Linked DNA regions of Homo sapiens: region 1 is linked to region 2. Evidence: read pairs that join two places in POLR2A ChIA-PET (ENCODE). Cell type or tissue: K562. All regions are shown on one strand. Links, peaks and the distances in the headings refer to the core of each region. The heading gives the core; the rest is flanking DNA.

Evidence for each region. ChIA-PET counts read pairs that join two places held together with the same protein. Peaks named below come from ENCODE experiments on the same cell type or tissue, not always from the same donor. Only the 100,000 strongest peaks of a DNase experiment are listed, where the experiment ranks them.
Region 1: POLR2A ChIA-PET joins it to region 2 with 5 read pairs; 3 of 35 experiments call an interaction of 5 or more read pairs at or near these places.

Annotation. Positions count from the first base shown.
Region 1 is chr1:203,576,440-203,581,814 of GRCh38, reverse strand. No RefSeq gene overlaps it. Among named protein-coding and RNA genes, the nearest start is that of ATP2B4, 48 kb to the left of the region's middle. In K562, for the core only: no CTCF peak of the experiment used is centred there; no DNase peak of the experiment used is centred there; H3K27me3 peaks cover 4,245 bases.
Region 2 is chr1:203,724,422-203,729,796 of GRCh38, reverse strand. ATP2B4 (ATPase plasma membrane Ca2+ transporting 4) reads right to left here. Exons shown (of 21, transcript NM_001684.5): 20 at 2,226-2,402. It overlaps SNORA77 (small nucleolar RNA, H/ACA box 77), which reads right to left and starts at 216; the gene lies at 92-216. In K562, for the core only: no CTCF peak of the experiment used is centred there; a DNase peak (open chromatin) is centred at 3,126.

The DNA of each region.
Region 1 (5,375 bases), core at 301-5,300, 150 kb after region 2:
GTGGAGCAGGGCCCCTGCAGGTGGGGACCCTGGTGATTATGGAGATCCAGAGTGCTCCTGGGCACCTTGTTATTGGAGACCAACAGAAAGGAGTCAGGCTGCCCACCTAACTCTTTGCTCTGCCACCAGGGATTCCAGAGCCCACAAGGTTATTTAAAGAGTATTTGCAGAGTGTGCCAGTCATGGTGCAGGCACTGGGGAGTCAGAGAAGAATAAGACAAGGATCTTGTCCTCAAGGGACTTATAGTCCAGGGTGGGTGATGGGCAGTTCAACAAAGGGGAGCCAAGGATAAGAGCTCTGCGACAGGCTGGGTGCGGTGGCTCACGCCTATATTCCTAGCACATTTGAAGGCTAAGGCAGGAGGATTGCTTGAGCTTGGGAGCTCAAGGCAAGCCTGGGCAAAATAGTGAGAACCTATCTACAAAAAATAATAAGAAAATTAGCTGGATGTGGTGGTAGTGTGTGCCTGTTGTCCAAGCTACTTGGGAGGCTGAGGTGGGAGGAATGCTTGAGTCTGGGAGGTTGAGGCTGCAGTGAGCCAAGATTGCACCACTGCCCTCCAGCCTGGGTGACAGAGCAAGATCCTGTCTCATAACAAAAAAACTAGCTGGGCGTGGTGGTACGTGCCTGTAGTCCCAGCTACTCAGGAGGCTGAGGCACAAGAATTGCTTGAACCTGGGAGGTGGAGGTTGCAGTGAGCCAAGATCACATCACTGCGCTCCAGCCTGAGCAACAGAGCAAGACTCCATCTCAAAAACAGAACAAAACAAAACCCCAAACAAAGCAAAATTCTATGATAGAAACAGATGGAGGCCATAATAGTGGGGATAGGAAGAGTTCAGTCCTACCTGGCAGGGGTGGGGCACCCGAGTGACTCTTGAGCTGGGTCCTAAAGATGACTAAGTATTCTCCAAGTGGGATGGTGGTGGGGCAGCCGAGTGGAATGGGGAATTAATCCAGCTAGAGAGATGAGCCTGAGGAAAGGACAATGAAAGGACCTGTGCCTGGCTGTGTCGGGGAGAGGAAGGCAAGTGGACACAGGCCGAGGCTCATAGGAATGCCTTACTAAAGAGCTTGGACTGAGCCTAGAGGCTATGGGAGCCACTGAAAAGGTTAAAGCAGGGGTGTGATGAGGTCAGGCTGTATTTTTAAGCAACTTCTGGCCATCCTGGGGCTTTTCAATCATATCTCATCCAGGCAAGCCCACTATAGTCCAAAAAAGAATCTAAAACAGGTATCACAGACTGTTAACATTTGTTTTAAAAGAGTAGTTGCAGGCCAGGTGTGGTGGCTCATGCCTGTAATCCCAGCACTTTGGGAGGCCGAGGCAGGTGGATCACGAGGTCAGGAGTTCAAGACCAGCCTGGCCAAGATGGTGAAACCCTGTCTCTACACAAATACAAAATACAAAAACAAAACAAAACAAAACAAAAATAGCTGGGCCAGGCACAGTGGCTCATGCCTGTAATCCCAGCACTTTGGGAGGCCAAGGTGGGCAGATCATCTGAGGTCAGGAGTTCGAGACCAGCCTGACCAACATTGTGAAGCCTCATGTCTACTAAAAACTCAAAATTAGCTGGGCATGGTGGTGCACCCTTGTAATCCCAGCTACTCAGGAGGTTGAGGCAGAAGAATCGCTTGAAGCCGGGAGGCAGAGGTTGCAGTGAGCTGAGATCGAGCCATTGCATTCCAGCCTGGGCAATAAGAGCAAAACTCCATCTCAAAACAAAAACAAAAACAAAAACAAATGCCAGGTGTGGTGGTGGGTGCCTATAATCCCAGCTACTCAGGAGGCTGAGGCAGAGAATTGCTTGAACCCAAGAGGCGGAGGTTGCAGTGAGCCGAGATAGCACCACTGCACTCCATCCTGGTGACAGAGCAAGACTCCATCTCAAAATGAAATAAAATGAAATACAATAAAATAAAAGTAGCTACATGGGTGTCCGTTATTTTATTTTCTGTACTTTTAAAAAGGTTTTAAATTTCAGAATTAATAATGAATGAGTATCCATATGATAGAATACTGTGCAGTGTTGAAGAATGAAGGTGAAAACATGTATTCTGTCATGACAAAATGCCTGTGGTATATTTTAAATAGCAAAATAGAATATATAGTATGATTGTATTTTTGTAAGAACAACAAATAAAGTGAATGTGGCAGGAAATGTACCAAACTATTAACAATGACAAAGTTACTATTGCAGGGTGGGATTCAGATACTGATGAGGGAAAGGGGAATTTTCATTTTCTAGTCTATGCCTTTTAGAATTGTATACATCTTAAAAATGACCTTGCATTATTCATTATTTTAAAACAAAAACCCACTTTTGGGGGGATAACTGTTTTTTCTTTTCTTTTTCCTTTTTTTTTTTTTTTTTTGAAACGGAGCCTCGCTCTGTCACCCAGGCTGGAGTGCAGCGGCGTGATCTTGGCTCACTGCAACCTCCACCACCTCCAGGGTTCAAGTGATTCTCCTGCCTCAGCCTCCCAAGTAGCTGGGACTACAGGTGTGAGCCACCACGCTTGGCTAATTTTTGTATTTTTAGTAGAGATGGGGTTTCACCATGCTGGTCAGGCTGGTCTCCAAACTCCTGACCTCAAGTGATCTGCCCACCTCGGCCTCCCAAAGTGCTGGGGTTACAGGCATGTGCCACCTGGCCCTAGGGGGTAACTATTTATTTTCATGCAATTTCAAACCCAAAGACAAGTTGCAAGAGGCCGGGCATATTTAATTAGCCAGTTGTGGTGGCATGTGCCTGTATGTAGTCTTAGCTACTTGGGAGGCTGAGGTAGAAAGATTGCTTGAGCCTAGGAGTTGGAGGCTGCAGTGAGCTATGATCGCACCACTGCACTCCAGCCTGGACAGCAGAGTGAGACCCTGCATCCAAAAAAAAAAAAAAAAAAAAAAAGGAACTCCCATACACTATTTAGACTTCACCACTTGCTAATATCTTGCCCTACACCACACAACATACATTTTTAAAAAGATCATCCATTACTTCCATTTTTGCAAACCCCAGTGGCCACTTGCAGTTTATCTTTTTGGGCCTCTCCGCTGCTTCTGACCCTGTTGTCCTCTCCTTCCTTCCTGAAACCTCCCATTTCTTGTCTTCTGTGGCCCTGAGTCTTCGCTGGTTTTCCTTCTACTTCTCTGACTCTCTGACTTCCCTCTAGCATTGTCTTTCTTAGAGGCCGCTTTTTCAGCACCCCTTAAACATGGGAGTTTCTCAAAGTTCAAGCCTGAGCCCACTGCTTGGCTTTGTGTGTTTTCTTCCTGGGAGAGCTGGTTCACTTCCATCCACTGAAGCTATGATCCATTTGCTGATGAAGCCCAAATCCGTGTCTTCAGCTGCCACCTCTCCCTTCAGTTTCCTATGCTCATATTCAAATGCCTGTTAGACACATGCTCTTAAGTAGTCCACAAACATTCTATACTCAACTTGTCTCAAACATATCATCATCACCCCTCCCTCCTGCTAACTATTCTCTTTCTGTGTCCTCCATCTCAGATAATGGCACCACATCTTTCACTTTGACAATGGCAATCAACTCCTAATTGGTCTCCCTGACTACAGTCTTCCTCTACGTAAATTCACTCTCACACTATAGTCAACGTGACACCCCTAAAATGCAAATTTCACCACATCAGGCACTGAGAAAACCTGTCAATGAGTCTCCATTACCTGCAGGTTGAAGTCAAGCCCGTTAGTCTGGCACACGTGGCTGTACCTGGTTCCACCTGGCTTCTCCGGCTCTTGTCATGTCCCCATCACCTCTGCATCCCATTCCACATTGGCCTGTGTGTCCATGTGTTTGCTCATGCTGCCTCCTTAGCAGGAGCCCCCTCCCACCTCTCTCCCCTTGACTGACCCATCCATCAACACTGAGCTCAACGGGCGTCTCCTCCAGCTGGAAGTGTCCCTTTATTGTGTTCCCATTGCATTCTTCTTCTTCTCTTACTTCTATCTAACAATTTTTTTAAATAATGCTTTTGTGCCATGAAAGGTGACCAGGGCATGCTTTTATTTTTATTTATTTATTGAGACAAGGTTTTGCTTTGTTGTCAAGGCTGGAGTGCAATGGCGCAATCATGGCTCACTGTAGCCTCGATATTTCCAGGCTCAAGTGGGCCTTCTGGTGTGCACCACTATGCCTGGCTAATACTTTTATTTTTGTTGAGATGGGGGTCTCACTACATTGCCTAGGCTGGTCTTGAACTCCTAGCCTCAAACTATCTTCCAGTCTTAGCTTCCCAAAGTGCTGGGATTACAGGCGCGAGCCACTGCTCTCTGCCGAACAAATTTTCATAGTCTCAGGCTTTGTCTGTGTCTCTCTCACTGCTCTGTAAATCCCGGAATGAACGGGGTTTGCATGTGCTTATGTATACCATCTTGTACCTTTGTATCCTTAGTGCCTTAGTGCAGTGCCTAGCATGTAGTAGACATGTAATAAATGTTTGATTAACTGAGGTAGGCATTCACTATTTATTCACCCCTCTCTGCCTCTTTTCCCTGGCAGCAGCAAGCTCAATCCCATGCCCTCTGTTTCCCCATCAGTAGTTACATTCCAGGCCTCAGCTCCTTGGTTGCAGACCCCTGTCCAACGGGTTTGGCTCCTATGTGGTCTTTCTCCTGGCACTTCTCTCCCTCATCTTCTCTTCTGCTTCTTCCCTTCTATTTTGATCAGCTCTTGCTACCCTCCTGTATCTTTCCAGATGCTTCTCTCCCACTCTTCTCCCCTGTGGGGGCCACTCAGGGCAGATCCAGCCCACTCCTGGCCCAGGTGTCTGCATCAGGACTTTATATAATTACCTTCACAATGGGGCCTAATGACTGGAAAGCGTTTTCATCTCAACCCACACAATTCCAGATTTACAGCCACCAAGGCCTCCGGGTTACAGCTGGATGCATACCCCACCAGGTCCCTCTCTAGAGTATCTTTTGGAAGATGTACCTTACAGCTCTTTAAGAAAGAGGATCACTTGCTAACAGCTTTTCTGTCTAGTACTTTTAAACATAAGCACTTAGCTTCGTTCCTTAGTTCTCTGCGCCCCAACTCTGTAGTGAGGATCGCATTCATCATACTCCACCAGGCACGTAAGATGCTCTAAGCTGATCTTCTTTCATGTGAGGACCCTCAGGGATGAACATATTCATTCTGTCATTCGCTCACACATTTACTGAGCTCCCACTACCACTGCCCATGGGGATGGGGACAGAGGATACCGACAAGGGGTCACAGATGAGTATGTCCCCCTCTAAGACCCAAAGGAACTCACGGTCTGGTGAGGAAGACAAATCTGAAAACCACTTTGCTAAAATAAGAAGGCCTTGGTGGAGGTAAATATCAGGTACTATGAAAACATAGAGGGGTC
Region 2 (5,375 bases), core at 106-5,105:
GTGAGCTCCAGGCAGTGCCCGGACTCCAATGCCTGCCCAATTGGATGTGAGGCCAGCAACACGGAGAAGTGCTCAGGGCTCCCCAGGAAGCACCTGTGTCCCCAGGGAGCTGCATCGCCCTGGATAGGTGAGGCAGCCACAGCACCCTGGAATGTTTCTCTGGCAGACAGAAAAAGCACCTGCCTGGAAGTACAGTCAGGTGCATAGTGAGTCTGCAATCCACTTTTCTTCTTCTTTTTTTTTTTTTTTTTTGAGACAGAGTCTTGCCTTGTTGCCCAGGCTGGTGTGTAATGGCGCGATCTCAGCTCACTGCAACCTCAGCCTTCCGGGTTCAAGCGATTCTCCTGCCTCAGCCTCCAGAGTAGCTGGGATTACAGGCGCCCACCACCACGTCCAGCTAATTTTTGTATTTTTGGCAGAGCCAAGGTTTCACTATGTTGGCCAGGCTGGTCTCGAACTCCTGACTTTATGATCTGCCAGCCTCGGCCTCCCAAAGTGCTGGGATTACAGGCGTGAGCCACCGCACCCGGCCTCTTTTCCACTTTTCTATTTGTTGTCTTGCCTATAGGGGATAAGTTCCTACCAGGTATATAGTTTAGAATATTCACTCCATCTATCTCTCCTATACACTAACGAGGTGGGATTGACTGGGGAACTTCTTTTCTTTCTCTTTTTTTTTTGAGACAACTCTCAATCTGTCACCCAGGCTGGAGTGCAATGGTGTGGTCTCAGCTCACTGCAACCTCCGCCTCCTGGGTTCAAGCGATTTTCCTGCCTCAGCCTCCCAAGTAGCTGGGACTACAGGCATGTGCCACCATGCCTGGCTTGTATTTTTAGTAGAGACGGGGTTTCACCTAAGGCAGGGGATCCACCTGCCTTGGCCTCCCAAAGTGCTGGATTACAGGTGAGAACCACCGCGCCCAGTCTTTTTTTTTTTGTGAGACAGAGTTTAGCTCTCGTTGGCCAGGCTGGAGTGCAATGGCGCAATCTCAGCTCACTACAACCTCTGCCTCCCGGGTTCAAGTAATTCTTCTGCCTCAGCCTCCCGAGTAGCTGGGATTACAGGCATGTGCCACTACGCCCGGCTAATTTTGGATTTTTAGTAGAGACGCGGTTTCTCCATGTTGGTCAGGCTGGTCTTGAACTCCCGACCTCAGGTGATCCACCCACCTTGGCCTCCCAAAGTGCTGGGATTACAGGCGTGAGCCACCATGCCTGGCCGACTGGGGAACTTTCTAAAACATTTGCAAGGCCAGTTTTAGACAGTGAAACTTATTTTGAAGATCTCTAGCCAATCAGCAGAGAGAAATACGCCTGTTTTCTGGAGACCACCCTTGAGATCTTGGAATTTACAGTGTTTTTGAAATGGAAAATCTCAGGATTAAAACAATAAAGCTATGGGGGGTGAGAGCAGGGGAAGACAGAATTATCAATGCTTAGATCAGCGCATTCACCCAGGAGAAAGTAGTTACAATTGATGCATGGAAAGTGGAAAAAATAAAAGTTATTGTGGGGCTATAGACAGGGGACATAAGAGCAGCAGGGGTGGCTTCTATCCCATTTCAGAAATTGCAAGAAGGGAAGAGGCTTGAAGAAATTATTGCTTCCTCCTTGTCAGGAAGCAAGTCTGAATCCTGCAAAAGATGCTCAGACATCAAGAGACTATTGTCATTTTTACACATGAAACCATCAGATTCCCCACCATGGCCTTACACTTTGAATGGGGGAGATATAACAAGGTGAGTTTCTTTTACAAAGACCCTTCCAGATAGCATCTATTCCTATAATGGCAGTGTGAGGAAGCTATATTAAGTGAATGCTGGGTATGTTGGCATATTGATATTGTCTAACTCCTTCCTTCTGAAGGGTAGGGAAAAACTGAGCATTTCCCACCCTGGGGTCAGGTCTAGTGCTTGCAAGAGACCTTATGCTGAAGCTTGCCCATTTGATAGAGGGTGGCAGGCTGGGCTTTAGGGTCAACCCAGAGCTAAAGGACTATGCTAATAGTGTCCCATGGTCTAGGTCATTTGACTCCTCTCCTCTCAGAGGACCCCACACAGATCCTTTTGCGTGTCTGTCCTGAAGCTGAGGATCTAGGGCTGCCCATCAGTAGTGAGCCTTTGGAAGGGAAGAGATGCTGGCCGACAAGAACTGCTACCCTCCCAACACCTTCCAAGATGGGAAGCTGCTTCTCCCAAGGGAAGGACAGACCACTATCAGAGTACCTGAGTCTGGATACGGTTCAGGCCCCGGAACCAGAGGATCTGGCCTCGGCGCAGCTCCATCTCAGCATGGTCAATCTCATCCAGTCCCTCGGCATCCTTGGTGATCTCCTCTTTGGTGGTGCCATGCCCAGCCTCCTTCAGGAACTTCAGGGATCGGGTAGGTATTGCGGAGATGAACTGAAAACAAGCGCAGCGAAGAGGAAGACGTCAGAATCAGCGTGAGAAGAGCTGTCAGTCAACTTACATGAGCCAGGCCCTTGGGCAGGTTACTCTTTGCCCTACCACCCTTCCCACTGGAAGAGCAGTGGGCAGAAGCACCAATCCATCCAGGCAAGCATTCTCCAAGTGCCCACCAGCGGTCAGGCTTTTAGGAAGGTTTTCTGTATTTATGGACACACACAAAAGAGAGCTTCTATTCTAGTAATTGACCAGCCATCTGCCTGGTCATATACTTCATTTTCCTCTTTCTGTCTCATTTCTTCTGTTCCATTTTGCAATCTGTCTTTTAAGGTTAACAGAACTATACAGCATGGTACGCAGTAGGAAGAAACAGAGACCAGGACCTGGGGGAAAAGAGTTTGGGGAGAAGATGGTGATATTGCCTATGTATAGGCAAGGGGTTGAGAAGGGTATTGGAAATGAATGACCCCTTTCTTAGTTGCCACATGCAAAGTAGTTTCTGTGTTACAAACTCTTGTGAAAGGATACCAAAAGTTTTCTTGGGCTTGAGGTGAGGAAGTGGATGGGACAGTCCATAGAAGAGGGGTCACATGAGTATTATCAGAAGACAAGGAGCAGTACATAGGGTTTGAAATTTGAAATAAATTTCCCGGTGAGCTCAGCACCTGTCAGTCAGTTCTTTCCGGACAAGATAAGGAGTAGCCAGGGCTCATGTGGGGAAGAGGGACTGTATGGGCAATCTGATATGGAGTCAAGGGTTTTGAAATGGGAAGAATGCCAGAGCTCTGCCTCTGAATGTGGAAAAAGCTGTTGTGATACAGAAGGAAGGCTGCTGTCTGGCAGCAAGGCCACATGGCCACATGTGAGGCAAGAGCCAGAACAGAGTTTCAAACAACAGGTTTAACAACCAAGCTTTACCAAAGCATAAAACTGCTTTAGGAACCCATTGGTAAAAAAAAAAAAAAAGAAATCTTCACCAAACAGAACAGGGTGGAGGGAATTGGGTCAGACATTAATTAGGGAGGGCTGGGTGCAGCGGTTCATGCCTGTAATCCCAGCACTTCGGGAGGCCGAGGCAGGAGGATTGCTTGAGCCCAGGACTTTGAGATCAGCCTGGCAACATAGTGAGACCCCAATCTCTTTATTTTTTGTTTTTCGACATAGAGTCTCACTCTTGTCATCCAGGCTGGAGTGCAGTGCCGTGATCTCAGCTCATTGCACTCCGCCTCCCGGGTTCAAGCAATTCTGCTTCAGCCTCCCAAGTAGCTGGGATTACAGGCATGTGTCACCATGCCCGGCCAATTTTTTTTTTTTTTTTTTGTATTTTTAGTAGAGACAGGGTTTCACCATGTTGGCCAGGCTGGTCTCGAACTCCTGACCTCAGGTGATCTGCTCGACTCAGCCTCCCAAAGTGTTGGGATTATAGGTGTGAGCCACTGCGCCTGGCCTGAGACCCCCATCTCTTAAAAAAAAAAAAAAAAAAAAAAGAAAAGAAAAGAAAAGAAAAAGAAATTATTCAGGGAGGCATCTAGGTATGAAATAAATAACTAGCAGGTTTAGGGGAGAAGGCCTGCAGCTCCAGAAATGGCTCTTTGAGGCCAGTTAGGGCAAAGTGTCCATTACCTGGGTGGCTGGACACTAAGGGATTATCTGCAGAGACCTGGGGTCTGTAAAGAGAGGTATAGCCCAGGCCAGAGCTGAGGATGAGGGAGGTTTGTAAAGTGGTATTAAGGAAGAAGTGAAACTATTAGACTTAATGATACTATTATAATCGTAATAGTTTAAAATTTGATTATTTATAAGGAATAAGACATTATTCATTACTGTATAGTAACTGATTCACTAATTAACAATGACCTTGTTTTCCTAAGCTGAAGACACTGAGACACAGATTGGTTATGTAACTTGCCCAAGATGATTCAGCTTATAAAAAGGAGAGCTGAGGCTGGGCACGGTGGCTCAGGCCTGTAATCCTAGCACTTTCGGAGGCCATGGCGGGTGGATCACCTGAGATCAGGAGTTTGAGACCAGCCTAGCCAACATGGTGAAACCCTGTCTCTACTAAAAATACAAAAAATTAGCTGGGCGCGGTGGTGGGTGCCTGTAATCCCAGCTACTTGGGAGGCTGAGGCAGGAGAATTGCTTGAACCTGGAGGGTGGAGGTTGCAGTGAGCCAAGATTGCACCATTGCACTCCAGCCTGGGCAACAAGAGCTGGGCCAGGTGCGGTGGCTCACACCTGTAATCCCAGCACTTTGGGAGGCCAAGGCAGGCAGATCACGAGGTCAGGAGTTCCAGACCAGCCTAGCCAACAAGGTGAAACTCCGTCTCTAGTAAAAATACAAAAATTAGCCAGGTGCGGTGGTGGTTGCCTGTAATCCCAGCTACTTGGGAGGCTGAGGCAGGAGAAATTGCTTGAACCCAGGAGGCAGAGTTTGCAGTGAGCCGAGATCACACAACTGCACTCCAGCCTGGGTGACAGAGCAAGACTCTGTCTCAGAAAAAAAAAAAAAAAAAAAAAAAAACAGAGAGCTGGATTCAAACCCAGGCAGTCATTCCCAGAGTCCATGCTCTGAACCACAGGCCATACTGCTACTCTAGAGATCTTGTAAATCTGAATTTATCTCAGGTAAGAGTTAAGAATTCCACCCAGATAAAGCCATGGCAAGAAAGAGAAGAGGCTGGAAACCCTGAATTATGTCAGCTCGACAGCCCATAGCCAGGTTGCTGCCTCATGAGAATAAAGACATGTGTCTTGTAAACTCTTCTACTTCTAAGACCCTTATTATATATTTTTTTTTTGTAGCAAAATTCCATTGAAAAGTTTGGTTTCTGTCTCAGAGAAGCTAAGGGATTTTTCTTTTTTTTTTCTTTTTGACACTGAGTCTTGCTCTGTCGCCCAGGCTGGAGTGCAGTGGCGCAATCTCGGCTCACTGCAAGCTCCACCTCCCAGGTTCACGCCATTCTCCTG